2 separate regions of the Homo sapiens genome follow, and region 1 is linked to region 2. Evidence: chromatin contacts called from ENCODE Hi-C or POLR2A ChIA-PET data. All regions are on one chromosome and are shown on one strand. Each heading gives the region's core, a stretch centred on a gene start or an enhancer-like site at or near the end of the contact. The rest is flanking DNA. Distances are from core to core; before and after follow the strand shown. Region 1 holds the start of EPHA2-AS1 (EPHA2 antisense RNA 1). Region 2 holds the start of DDI2 (DDI proteasomal shuttling factor 2).

Region 1 (5,715 bases), core at 1,169-3,668, 540 kb after region 2:
TCTAGAAGTAGCACAGGGCTCAATCGGAGAAGAAAAGAAGCCCTCACACAGGAAGGAGCCCCCCCTGCAGGGGTTTCCAACCCCGGCCCCCTCCCAGGGAAATTCCCTCGAACCAACCACCAGGAACAGGAGGCGCCCAGCGCTGGGTCCCTCCGCCCTGACGCGGGCGCGGCTCTTTCCCCAGGTTCTTCCAGGGACAGAGGCTCCCGCTTCTCTGGAAAGGGTGGGAGCCTGGGAGCCCCTCGGCTGACCCAGACGGCTTCCTGGAGAGGCTTAGGCTAAGCAGGGCTTATCCATGAGCTCTCTATCCCCTTACCTTCCCATTTCTGGGGGGAAAAAAAAAAAGCAAAAAACACCTCCTTCTTTGCCATGAGTTCCACCGTAAGTGCCATCTTTGTGGGTCCACATTGCTCCACAGCTTCTTCCACAAATGCAGGACTGCCACCCACTCCCGGTCTCCGGTCCTTCTCCGCAGCCTCCGAGGCTGTGGTTCCCTCCCCGCTTCCCCCATTCCTCTCTAACCAAGACTAGCTAATCCCTAAAGGAAGCAGGGAGGTGGGGACTCTGGGGAAAACATGAAAGAAAAGGGAAAGGGGACAGAGGGCAGACTTGGCCCCGGTAGAACCAGAAACCAAGGACTTCCTGGCACTCTCCAGCCCTCTTCCCATCAGCAGCACCCCAGCTCAGCACCCCCTGCCACCCGCCCAGGCCCCTGCCCAGCTATGCCTGCTTCCCAGGAAAATCTACCATGACACCAACCACAAAGCAGGCAGGGCCTTGGCTCTGGCAGCCAAGAAGCGGGATGCTCAGGTCTGGTCCTCTGTCCAGAAGGCCCTGGTTGGCAAGGGCTCGGGCCTCCCTCAGTTTCCCCATTTGTAAAAATGAGGGCAGATTCAGTGGCTGTTGATGACCTAACAGGAGCCACGTGGGCAACCAAGTATAGCCTAGGGGTGAGGGGGCAAGAAAGAAGTCTGAAGCAGCCTGGGGGTAGGTGAAAAAGGCACCTGTGTCCTCCTGCCTGCCCCCTAAGCCACCCCCAGGCAGACCCACCACATACAGCCTGATTCCCAGGAACTGAAACCAGCAGCTGCCAGCTAGGCCATCATGCCCACCCCCACCTAGGCACACTTCTCTAGGGACTCTTTCACGGGGACTCAGAGTCGAAGCAAAAATGTACCCCCACCCCAGTGCAATACACAAGCCTTTCCCCCTGCATCCCATGGGGTGTGGGGGTGGGGTTTAATCACACAGGCTGGGGAGAGGTGGACACAGGGGACAAGGACAAGGCAGCTCCAGGCTTCCAGGCCAGCTTGGGGACTGCAGCAGCAAAGCACCCGCCTAATCCCCCACCCCCCCATGGGCAGCCGAGGAGAAAGGCCTATAGTGATTCCAGCTGTCTCTCCCCTTCTCTCCAACCACAGTCCCCCAGGAAGGGGGAGGACCAAACGTTGGTGGGGCGGATATTGAGGGTGGCAGAAATCCTTGCCATGAGCTCCTGCAACCAGAAGTCCCGGTTGAGACCCCAACCCGGGCCCTGTCACTCCAGAGACTGAGACAGGATGCCACCCCCAACACCTGCCACTGCCCAACGGCTCCAGATCCGGCCTCTTTTCCTCCCAACACAGAACAGCAAAACCTCCAAACCCAGTTTGGGAGGCAGAAAAAGAAGGAAACAGGCCGGGGGTGGTGGCTCATGCCTGTAATCGCAGCACTTTGGGAGGCCGCGGCGGGTGGATCACCTGAGGTCAGGAGTTCAGAATCAGCCTGGCCAACATGGTGAAACCTCGTCTCCACTAAAAGATGCAAAAATTAGACGCGCCTGGTGGCGGGCACCTGTAATCCCAGCTACTAGGGAGGCTTGAGACAGGAGAATAGCTTGAACCCGGGAGGCAGAGGTTGCAGTGAGCCGAGATTGCGCCATTGCACTCCAGTCTGGGCAACAAGTGCGAAACTCCGTCTCAAAAAAAAAAAAAAAAAAAAAAAAGAAGGAAACTTCTCACCGGCCCAAGTTTCCTCCCGGCTTCCCCCTTGTGGAGCCTGCGGAAACCTCGCTCTGCCCAGGCAGGAGGGGAAGCCTTGCCCTCACTGTTGGAAATTGAAGCTGGCCTGGGCTGGGTGGACAGGAAGGTCTTCGGCCAGGGCAGGAGCCCCCATCCTCGCCCTGACCCTAGCGGAGGGACAACACCCCCACCACGCACCCGCTGCGCCATGAGCAAAGTCTGCGGCCCCTCACTCGGCGCGGCTCCGGGAACACTGGGGCGGGGGTGGGTGATTCAGTCCCCCACCCCCGGGTGTCCTGACTCCCTGGTGGCCCTGGGCTGACAGCTCCACACCTTGGGAGGCCGCACCCCCACCTGCCGCATTTCCTCGTTCTGAGTCACCCTTGCTCAGAACGCTTGACTTTGGGACTTCCTGTCCGCACTCGCGGCCCCTAACCTGCCCCGGGAGCCCGGGAGTGCGGCTTGGGAAGGAGGGAAAGGAGTGTGTGAGCAGGGATTGGCCCGAACCTATCTCCACGCTCTCCCCCGGGACTGGAGGTGAAGGGGGGCGTGGAGAAAATCTCAGGGAACAGGGGCTTCGACAGGGGGCTCCCGCCCGCCCGAGCCCCCTCCCCAAAATGCGAGGCCTGCACAGTATGCCTTCTCCGCAAAACCTCGGCAAGCGGGTTAGTGAATTCAGGTCACTAAGAAGCTGAGCCCGCGGAAAGCTGCCCAAACACCCCCTTCTCTAGGGGACTCCCCACGCCCCCCGCCGGGACGCGTTCCCGAAGTCGCCGCCTGGACTGCAACCGCGTGGCCTGCGCCGCGTCCTCTTCTCCGCAGCCTCCGAGGCCCGTGCGACCAAGCTGAAACCGCTTATTCTCCGGAGCCCCTATGACCCCGGGTGGGGGCCAGGGCTCGCCTCGATCGCAGCCCGTGCGCCCTCCGGACTCCAGTTCGCCGGGACTGGGCGACACCAGGTAGGTTCCAAAGTTGCGCGCGTCAAGGAGCGCCGGGCTCTAGGGGGCACTGGGGCCCGGGGGCCAGGGGTCCAGACGCCGCGCGCACTCACCTTCCTTGCCCTGCGCCGCCGCGGCCGCGGCCAGCGCACAGCCCCACAGCAGGGCGAAGCAGGCGCGGGCTGCCTGGAGCTCCATGCCGCGCTTCTCGCTCTCGGTCCGATCCCCCCGAGCCCGGCTCCCGCACACCCGCACGCCTGCACGCCGGCCTCGGTGTCCGCTCCCGCCCGCCGGCCTGCGCGCAACTTCTGCCCCTCCTGCCCCGAGTCCTTAATGGAAGTTGGGTGAGAACCGACTCCTGTTCATTCATGCCCTGCGTGACGTCACCAACGCCCGCCCTCAGGAATGTCTTTAAAGGGGCCGGGCTGGCACCCGGAGGAGAGGGAGGGGAAGTCCGGAGGGGTTTGGAGGAGGACCTTGGGGCCCTCTGGACTCGCGGGCTCCCCGCAGGCCTTCCAAAGTTTGAGCGTCTCAAAGCGCCAGCGCCCCTACGGATTAGCCCCCAGGGATCTCTGAGCCTGGTATCCTCGGTGGAAACGTTTAATGGTTTTGCGCTGAGCCATACCCATTCTGCCCTTCACCTCTGAGACTGAGCTCAATGCGACTGAGCTCAACGCTGGCCTGAAGGTCTGAGCTGAAATGGATTGGGGGTCCAATAAGCAGTTGCCTCCTAAGCAGCAGGCCTGAGAGAGTGGCCCAGAAATAGACCTGGATGCCCTCCTTCCTAAAACCCTTGAAGAGTATATCAAGCTGCTGATGGTCAAAAAGAGTATCTCTGTTCAGAAGCCTATAAGCCTACTATGATCTGAGAATAGGTTCATTTCCTCTGGGAATGGATCAGACATGCACTATCTTATTTATTAATAATTCTCATCTGGGAGGCAGGGGTCATCATCCCCATGTTACAGAAGAGGAGACTGAGGCTCCAAGAGCAGAAACAACATGCCCAAAGGGTGCACAGCTCACGGGTAGTAGAAGCAGGATTTGAATCCTGGTGGTCTCTGCTTGAACCACTGCTTCTTTTTGGGGAAGGGGGCAAGGGGCACCCCTGGCCCCCGACCCTGGCATGGGTTGATAGGTTTTGACAGTTTGGAGGACACCTGCCTACCACCTGCCCCTTGATAAGGCCTCTTCACAAAACTTCCTCAGACATGAGCTCATCTCCCTTCCTGACAGAAGCGGCTAGTGTGAGTGAAACAAACGGGAAATTTGCTCTGGCCCGCCTGCCCAGCCACCCACGGCTGCCTGTTGGCCAATCACCATTTGACCAGTCCAGGAAGAGCAACTGTGGCAGGCCTGATTTCCTGGGAGGCCCCAGACTCCCTTTGCCTACCTCTTCCTCTCTGACCCCATCCTCGCTTTGATGCCCGGGACCTGCTACCCAGGTACGTGGGTCTTCTCTGCCGGATGTGGACATCTTGGCCTCTCGCCTTGGTGCCTACTCTTGGGAAGCGGGTCCAGACATCTCTCCTGCAGGAAGAGAGGAAGGGTTAATTACAGGCGTTGGGGATAATTAAAGCCTTTGACCAAGAGGATGGGAGGAGAGCCTTGGTCCTCTGAGAGCCTGTGAGTGTGCAAGTGCCTGTGAGAATAAGTGCATGTGTATGAGGGTGTGAGATTTTGTTGAATGTGCATTCGTGTGTATAGACATGAGAGTGTTGATGTATGTATGACTGTGTGTGAGTGTGTGTATGGACATAAGTGTTGTATGTGACTGGGCAGGGTGGCTCAGGCCTGTAATTCCAGCACTTTGGGAGGCCGAGGCAGGCAGATCATTTGAGGTCAGGAGCTCCAGACATGCCTGGCCAACATGGTGAAACCCCGTCTCTACTAAAAATACAAAAAAATTAGCTGGGCGTGGTGCCACTCACCTGTAATCCCATCTACTAAGGAGGCTAAGGCAGGAGAATCACTTGAACCCCAGAGGCAGAGATTGCAGTGAGCCGAGATTGCGCCACTCACTGCACTCCAGCCTGGGCCAGCAAGACTCTGTCTCAAAAAAAAAAAGAAAAAAGTGTTGGTATATGTGTGTATAAGTGTGTGTGCATGGGCATGAGAGGATTTGGGTATGAGTGTGTGTCTGTGTGTGTTTTTGTGGATTGTGTGGATGTGTCTAGATGTGTGTATGAGTGTGCATGTGGGTGTGAGAGATTTGTGTATGAGTGCATGTGAGTGTGGATTTGTGTATGCATGTATTTGTGAGTGTGCCATACTTCACAGTAGATGTGGAGTCAGCCCATGAGTTTCTGAACAAGTTATTTCACTTTTCTGAGCCTCAGTTTGCTCCTGGAAAGATGTAAAGCCTATTTAGGAGAGTTACTGTAAAGATCAAATAAAGTCATGCATGTAAACCACAGGGGCCAGGACTACAGAAAGCACGCATGAAATCTCAGCTGTTACTGGGTTACATGCGGTTCAGCAACAGGAAGCCACATCCGTGGAGAGCAGGGCATGTGTTGTGCCCAGGGCTCTGTGGACAGGCACATGGGGTGTGTGGATGAGTGTGAGCATGTGTGTAGTACGTGGTTTGGATAAGTGTTTTGCATGTTGTATTGGAGCCTCTGGGCTAGGGACACTGGCGTGTGTAAGACTCCATGTGAGTTGTGTGGAAGCCACTGCTTGTACATGTGTGTTACATGCCACTTGCAGGCTCCATCTGTCAGATGTGTCACTAGAGGACACACTGCAGGAGGACAGGGATGTTTGTAGAAAACAGA
Region 2 (6,019 bases), core at 1,864-4,363:
CATCCACCACCATATCTGGGTAATTTTTCTGTACTTTTAGTAGAGACGGGGTTTCACCATGTTGGCCAGGCTGGTCTCAAACTCCTGACCTCAGGTGATCCACCTGCCTCGACCTCTCAATGTGTTGGGATTACAGGCATGAGCCACCACACCTGGCCAGGTTCTCAACCTTTTCTGTATCAGTAAAAGAAGGTGTGAAATTAATAGATTTGATGAAGACCCGCTTTTTTTCTTGCCACATTGGACTCCTAGATGCCATTTGGAATGGGTTTAGAAGACACGGAAGTATAGATGTTTCTTAACAGTAGAAATATAGAAGAGAAAGCAAGACCATGAGGAGACTGGCAGTTGACTGCAGGGCACAGCCAACTGCCTTGGTGGTGGCATTAGCTGGGTTTGGGGCAGACAAGGTACCCTGGGAGGAGTTACTTGAAAACGTTACAATAGTTTGATTTGAATAAATCTGCATAAGTAGGAGCAGTGCCAGAAGCAGCAGCCCCAGCCTGAGCCTGTCCACCATTGCTTTGTCCCCTCCATTGGTGTCTGGCATATATTGCTGGATGCTGGGTGAGAACTGCTGGCTCCAGGTGGACACAGGCGAGACCTAGCCTTAAAAATCACACAAAGTGGCTGGGTGCGATGGCTCACATCTGTAATCCCAGTACTTCGTGAGGCCAAGGTGGGAGGATCACTTGAGGCCAGGATTTGGAGATTAGCCTGGTCAACATAGCAAGGACTCATCCCTATTTTTTTTAACTAAAAATAATGTAAAATCATAATAAAAAGGAAATCAAGCCTGGGCAACATAGCAAGATCTCATCTCTACTAAAAAGAAATTAGCTGCGTGTGGTGGTGCACACCTGTAGTTCCAGCTGCTGGGGAGGTTGAGCTGGAGGGATCACTTGAGCCCTGGAGGTTGAGGCTGCAGTGAGCCATGATCGTGCCACTGCACTCCAGCCTGGGTGACAGAGCCAGACCCTGTCTTGATAAAAAAAAAAAAAAAAAAGGAAATCACATAATGTCACTTATGCCAGAGTTAGTCTGCCGAGCCATGATTCAAAGGGAGGGACATTCACCCCACTTCTTAATGGGAGGGTTATCCAATCATGTTGTAGGAAGAGCATAGACGATGGGAGGCACTGTCATGGTCATCTTTGGAGAACAAAATCTGCCAGACCTGGGAACCTGAGCACCACTAGACCAAATATAACAATTAATCAATGATTCAAGCCTCAACTGATTCCTTGATACCACCACTGGGCAATCCTAGAACATTTCTCAGCTAAACTTGCTTCAATTTGCAATGGTTATTTCAAACATTCACTGTAGAAGGCACTGTGTACATCTTTCCTAATACCCATTCCCAGCCCCCCTTTTCCCTATTTATGTCCTTTAGGCAAAGCTAAATACTTGCGTTCCTAGCCTCTCTTGCATCTATGTGACACAATTCTGTCCAGTGAGATGTAAGCAAAAATGTGCACAGGGACTTCTGGGCAAGCTTTTTCCTTGAATAGGAAAATGATGCGTGCAGTGGAGGCAGCCAGCCATATATTGCAACCCTCAGGAAAAGGTCAAGACAATTACAAAAGTATTGGCCCTGATTTCAGTGAGCCACTCAACCAGTGCTGTTGCTACCTCCAGGCCTTCTCTCCTGTGAGAAAACAAACCCTTGTTTGTTTAAGCCACTGATAGTCAAGCTTTCTGTTGCTCCTAGGGGATATAAGCATTCTCACTCCCCTGTGCCTCTACTTTCTCTTTTTTTTTTTTTTTTTTGAGACAGAGTCTCGCTCTGTCTCCCAGGCTAGAGTGCAGTGACCTGATCTCGGCTCACTACAACCTCCGCCTCCCGCGTTCAAGTGACCCTCCTGCCTCAGCCTCCCGAGTAGCTGGGACTATAGGTGTCCGCCACCATGCCCGGCTAATTTTTGTATTTTTAGTAGAGACGGGGTTTCACCATATTGGCCAAGCTGGTCTCGAACTCCTGACCTTGTGATCCGCCCGCCTTGGCCTCCCAAAGTGCTGGGATTACAGGCGTGAGCCACCGCGCCCAGCTCCTCTAATTTCTCTTTGTAAAAGCCTTCAGCTGCTAATTCTCCCTTTCCTGCCACCAACAGCCTACTTACTACCTACTTACCTGCACCCACAGCCATCTTATTTGCTCCTTCTCTCCTGTTAAAATGGAAAAGGGCTCCCTACCATGGAGGGGGAGTGGGAGTAAATGGAAAGATGCTAATCTGGCATCCATTACAAGTTCATCTTTCAGTTTTGGTTTTCTTACTCATCCGCACCTTAGTTCTGGGCCTCTACCACTCATCAGCTGTGTGCCTTAAAAACAGGCCATTAAAGTAGCAAATATTTATTGAGTAGATTCTAAGCTGTGCCCAAAAAGGCACTGCGCTAGGTGGTAGGAGTTGCTAGGGCTAGGAAACAGACACAGTCCAAGTAGAGAGAAAATTATTTACAAGACAGGGGAATGGAGCCTTGGAGGAACTGACCTATGTGGCTGGGAGGGCAGAGAATGTGGGAAGAGCTCGGAAGAAGGGGCTGGGGAGGTAGGCGTGGGCCACAGCCAACTGGCTTCTGTAGACTAGGGAGGGTAATGATTTTGGTTTCAATCCTAAATCACTAAGACAGGAAGTGAATTACTCTGTCGGAGCCTCAATTTCTACCTCGAAAAATATGTTTTATTACTAACTCCTGTACTAGATTGAGAGTTACGGAGAAGGATTTATCCTTTTATTCATTTCTGCATCGCCAGCGCCCGACACATGGTAGGCGCTTAATCAATGCCTGTTCGGTGAATAAATAAGACCGGGGACTCCTCCACAGACTTCTGTCATTAAGTCAACCAGTCAGCAGAGATTTCCTTCTCCGCGTTCCTTTCCTTCCCTCCCCTTTTCTTGCCCTTCCTCCCTCTCCTCTTCCACGCCCCCTTCCCACTCCTCCCCCTCCTATCCTCTCCTGGCTTCCTCCTCCTCTTCCCGGCCCCGCCCCCCGCTGCGTTGCGAAGGCGGGGAAGGCGAGGCGGGCTTTACGGCAGCCGCGTTGCGGCGGGGCGGGGCGCCGGGCGGCCGGCGCGCTTGGCGGCAGCCGTGGGAGGCAGGCCGGCAGGCAGACGGACTCGCAGGCGTGTGGCGGCGGCCGTGCTTGCTAGTGAGGGCGGGAGGGAGTGACTCACTGAGCGTGTGTGAGGGAGGGAGCGAGCGAGCGAACGAGCAGCCGGCGCCGTCCTCCCGCAGCACCAGCCAGGCCACGCCGCCGCCTCTTCCCCTGCGCCCCGCGCCCAGGCCGGGCCGAGCCGAGCCGAGCCGGGTCGGGCCCGGGCCATGCTGCTCACCGTGTACTGTGTGCGGAGGGACCTCTCCGAGGTGACCTTTTCCCTCCAGGTCGACGCCGACTTCGAGCTGCACAACTTCCGCGCGCTGTGCGAGCTCGAGTCTGGCATCCCCGCAGCCGAGAGCCAGGTACGCCGGGCAGCGAGCCGGGCCTGCCCCGGAGCTAAGCCCTCCCCGCCTCGGGGCCTCACTCCCTCCCTTTGCTACTGGTGAAGAATTGGGGGCTGGGGGGAGCAAGGATAGCCATTCTCAGGTCACCCCCGCATCCGGAAAGGAGCTGGGGAGCTGGCATCAGTAGCTGCCCTCACACACTCCGAGCATGGGGTGGGGTACGAGGAGAGGGAGCGGAGAACCTGACCGCAGACGCACCCACTGCAGCGTGAGGGGCGCGTGGACTGTTGAGCAGCGCTAACCCTCCCCACCTTTGGCTCTTTGGCCCTTCCCTGTTTCTAATCCCGAGTGTAGGATATCGTTGTGGACCTCAGAAGCAGCCCTGGGTTTGCTAGGATTCATACATCCTGCAAACCAGAAATACCAGTTTGGATCACTGTGGTAGATAGATGTTCCTCTGCTTTTTTTTTTTTTTTTTTCTGGAGAGGGTTTCTGCTTAAATATACGCAGTTTACCTTTAAATGCACAGATTTGCACTTCCGGTGAAAGAAAAAGTTTAAGACTTGCACTACCTCATTTTGGGGTCTTTGGAAATGCTCTTTACCCACCACATGCGTTTCTGGTTAAATTCTTTTGAAAAACAGTACCTATTGGTTCAACTCAAGCTGTTTGTTTGTTTCGGTTCTACCCTGGTAGTAAGCCAGAAGGCCCTTTTTCTTTCAGGTCACAGTTCAGAGTTTGGGTCAGTTCAAAGCTCAATGCTTTAAAAGGATATTTGCTTGGAAACGGCCTAGTATCAGTGCTGTTTGGTGGTTTCATTTCCCTACTCAGCTTGCTGGAAAGAAGTTCAGCCTCTCATATTTTAACTAAGCAAAGTAATTCTCAAAATGCTTTGGGGCTGCCCCTAGTCTTTATCAAACAGAATCGGTGACACTAACGCTGTAAACTTTACACTAAAACACTTAGATCATGACTTAATAAATTTAGCCTGGAGGAAATAGTCTAAACATTAAGAAAATTATAGAGGTCTCCCAAGTCTCCATCAAGTAAATCTTGATTTTCTACTGCAGTTATGAAATAGTTTACAAAACGATTGCCCAACTGCAGCTTGTTCTGCTGTCTTATGGTAAACACGTGTCAATACTTTGTTCAGAAGTATGATTCCTTTACACAATGTGAACTTTAGAACCTTGGCATAAAGCTGTTCAGAAAGAATTTAAAAAGTTAATCCACAAAAGCTCAGGAACCAGTTCTGTCAGTGAATGCCTCATGTGGAGAACTAGGAAAGGACTGTTTAAATAGAGAAAATAAACTCTTCAATTTTTTTTCTTTTTTTGTTTTTGTTTTTGAGACGGAGTCTTGCTCTGTCGCCCATGCTGGAGTGCAGTGGTGCGTTCTCGACTCACTGCAACCCCAGTCTCCCGGGTTCAAGCGATTCTCCTGCCTCAGCCTCCTGAGTAACTGGGACTACGGGCGCGCGCCACCACGCCTGGCTAATTTTTGTAATTTTTTTTTAGTAGAGACGGGGTTTCACCATGTTGACCAGGCTGATTTCAAACTCCTGACCTCTAGTGATCTGCCCGCCTCGGCCTCCCAAAATGCTGCGATTACAGGTGTGAGCCACCGTTCCCGGACAACTCTTCAATTTTTGATAGTGGCTTTTTCTTTTCTTTTCTTTTCTTTTTTTTTTTTCGAGACGGAGTCTCTGTCGCCTAGGCTGGAGTGCAGTGGCGCGATCTCGGCTTACTGCAAGCTCCACCTCCCGGGTTCGTGCCATTCTCCTGCCTCAGCCTCCCGAGTAGCTGGGACTACAGGCGCCCACCACCGCGCCCGACTCATTTTTTGTATTTTTAGTAGAGAAGGGGTTTCACCATGTTAGCCAGGATGGTCTCGATCTCCTGACCTCGTGGTCTGCCCGCCTCGGCCTTCCAAAGTGCTGTGAGCCACCGCACCCGGCCCGATAGTGGCTTTTTCAATTGTTTTTTCCTCTAGCTGTTATATTACCCTGGTTATGATCACCGGCTGGTAGGGAAAATAAGAAATTAAAATGTAAATTGATTTTGTTGTTAGGGCTTGGGAAAAGACAGAGGTTGAGGTTGTTTCCATTCCTGCACTTTTTGTGATGGCTGAAACAAGAAATTTAAGTCAAAGGGATACCTGACACCCCCTTTAATTGACTTAAATTTCTTGTTACAGCCATCATAAAAGACGATTTATTGTGTGGTCAGCCAGACATTGCCCTCTGCCAGTTGGTAAAGTTAGGAATACCTTAGTAATTGAACATAGGCTAACTCCAAATTATTTCTTGTTCATTATGTCAATGTTTCGGCATTTACTTCCTTCCCAAGCCAAATTAGCATATAGAAACTTGGGCTCCAACTGGTGTTAAGCCTGTATTAGATAGCCATAAACAGCTCCTGTTTTTCCAGTCTGTTCTGTTGGCTCCATTGTAACCTGACAACACAGTATCTATTTTAAGGTGTCTGGTGGTCGGTTGTCTTTCACTTGCTTGCTTGCCCATCAGGCAGGAACAGGATCCACCCTAGACACTTGAGTCATTTCCTTTCATCAAA

What was found. A loop is a pair of places that touch in the nucleus more often than their neighbours do. ChIA-PET counts read pairs that join two places held with the same protein, here RNA polymerase II (POLR2A). Pooled maps may share reads with other maps.
Region 1: a loop to region 2 is called in a pooled map, with 2.2 times the contacts of the local background. The contact joins the promoter of EPHA2-AS1 here to the promoter of DDI2 in region 2. A Hi-C loop is called at or near these places in 4 of 50 pooled maps. POLR2A ChIA-PET finds 5 or more read pairs at or near these places in 2 of 52 experiments (B cell and OCI-LY7).

The regions. Positions count from the first base shown.
Region 1 is chr1:16,152,797-16,158,511 of GRCh38, forward strand. EPHA2-AS1 (EPHA2 antisense RNA 1) reads left to right here and starts at 2,419. Exons shown (of 3, transcript NR_187275.1): 1 at 2,419-2,959; 2 at 4,175-4,383. It overlaps EPHA2 (EPH receptor A2), which reads right to left and starts at 3,273. Exons shown (of 17, transcript NM_004431.5): 1 at 3,052-3,273. The coding sequence starts at 3,136.
Region 2 is chr1:15,614,345-15,620,363 of GRCh38, forward strand. DDI2 (DDI proteasomal shuttling factor 2) reads left to right here and starts at 3,114. Exons shown (of 10, transcript NM_032341.5): 1 at 3,114-3,464. The coding sequence starts at 3,327. It also overlaps the pseudogene CD24P1. RefSeq lists a silencer at 2,868-3,437.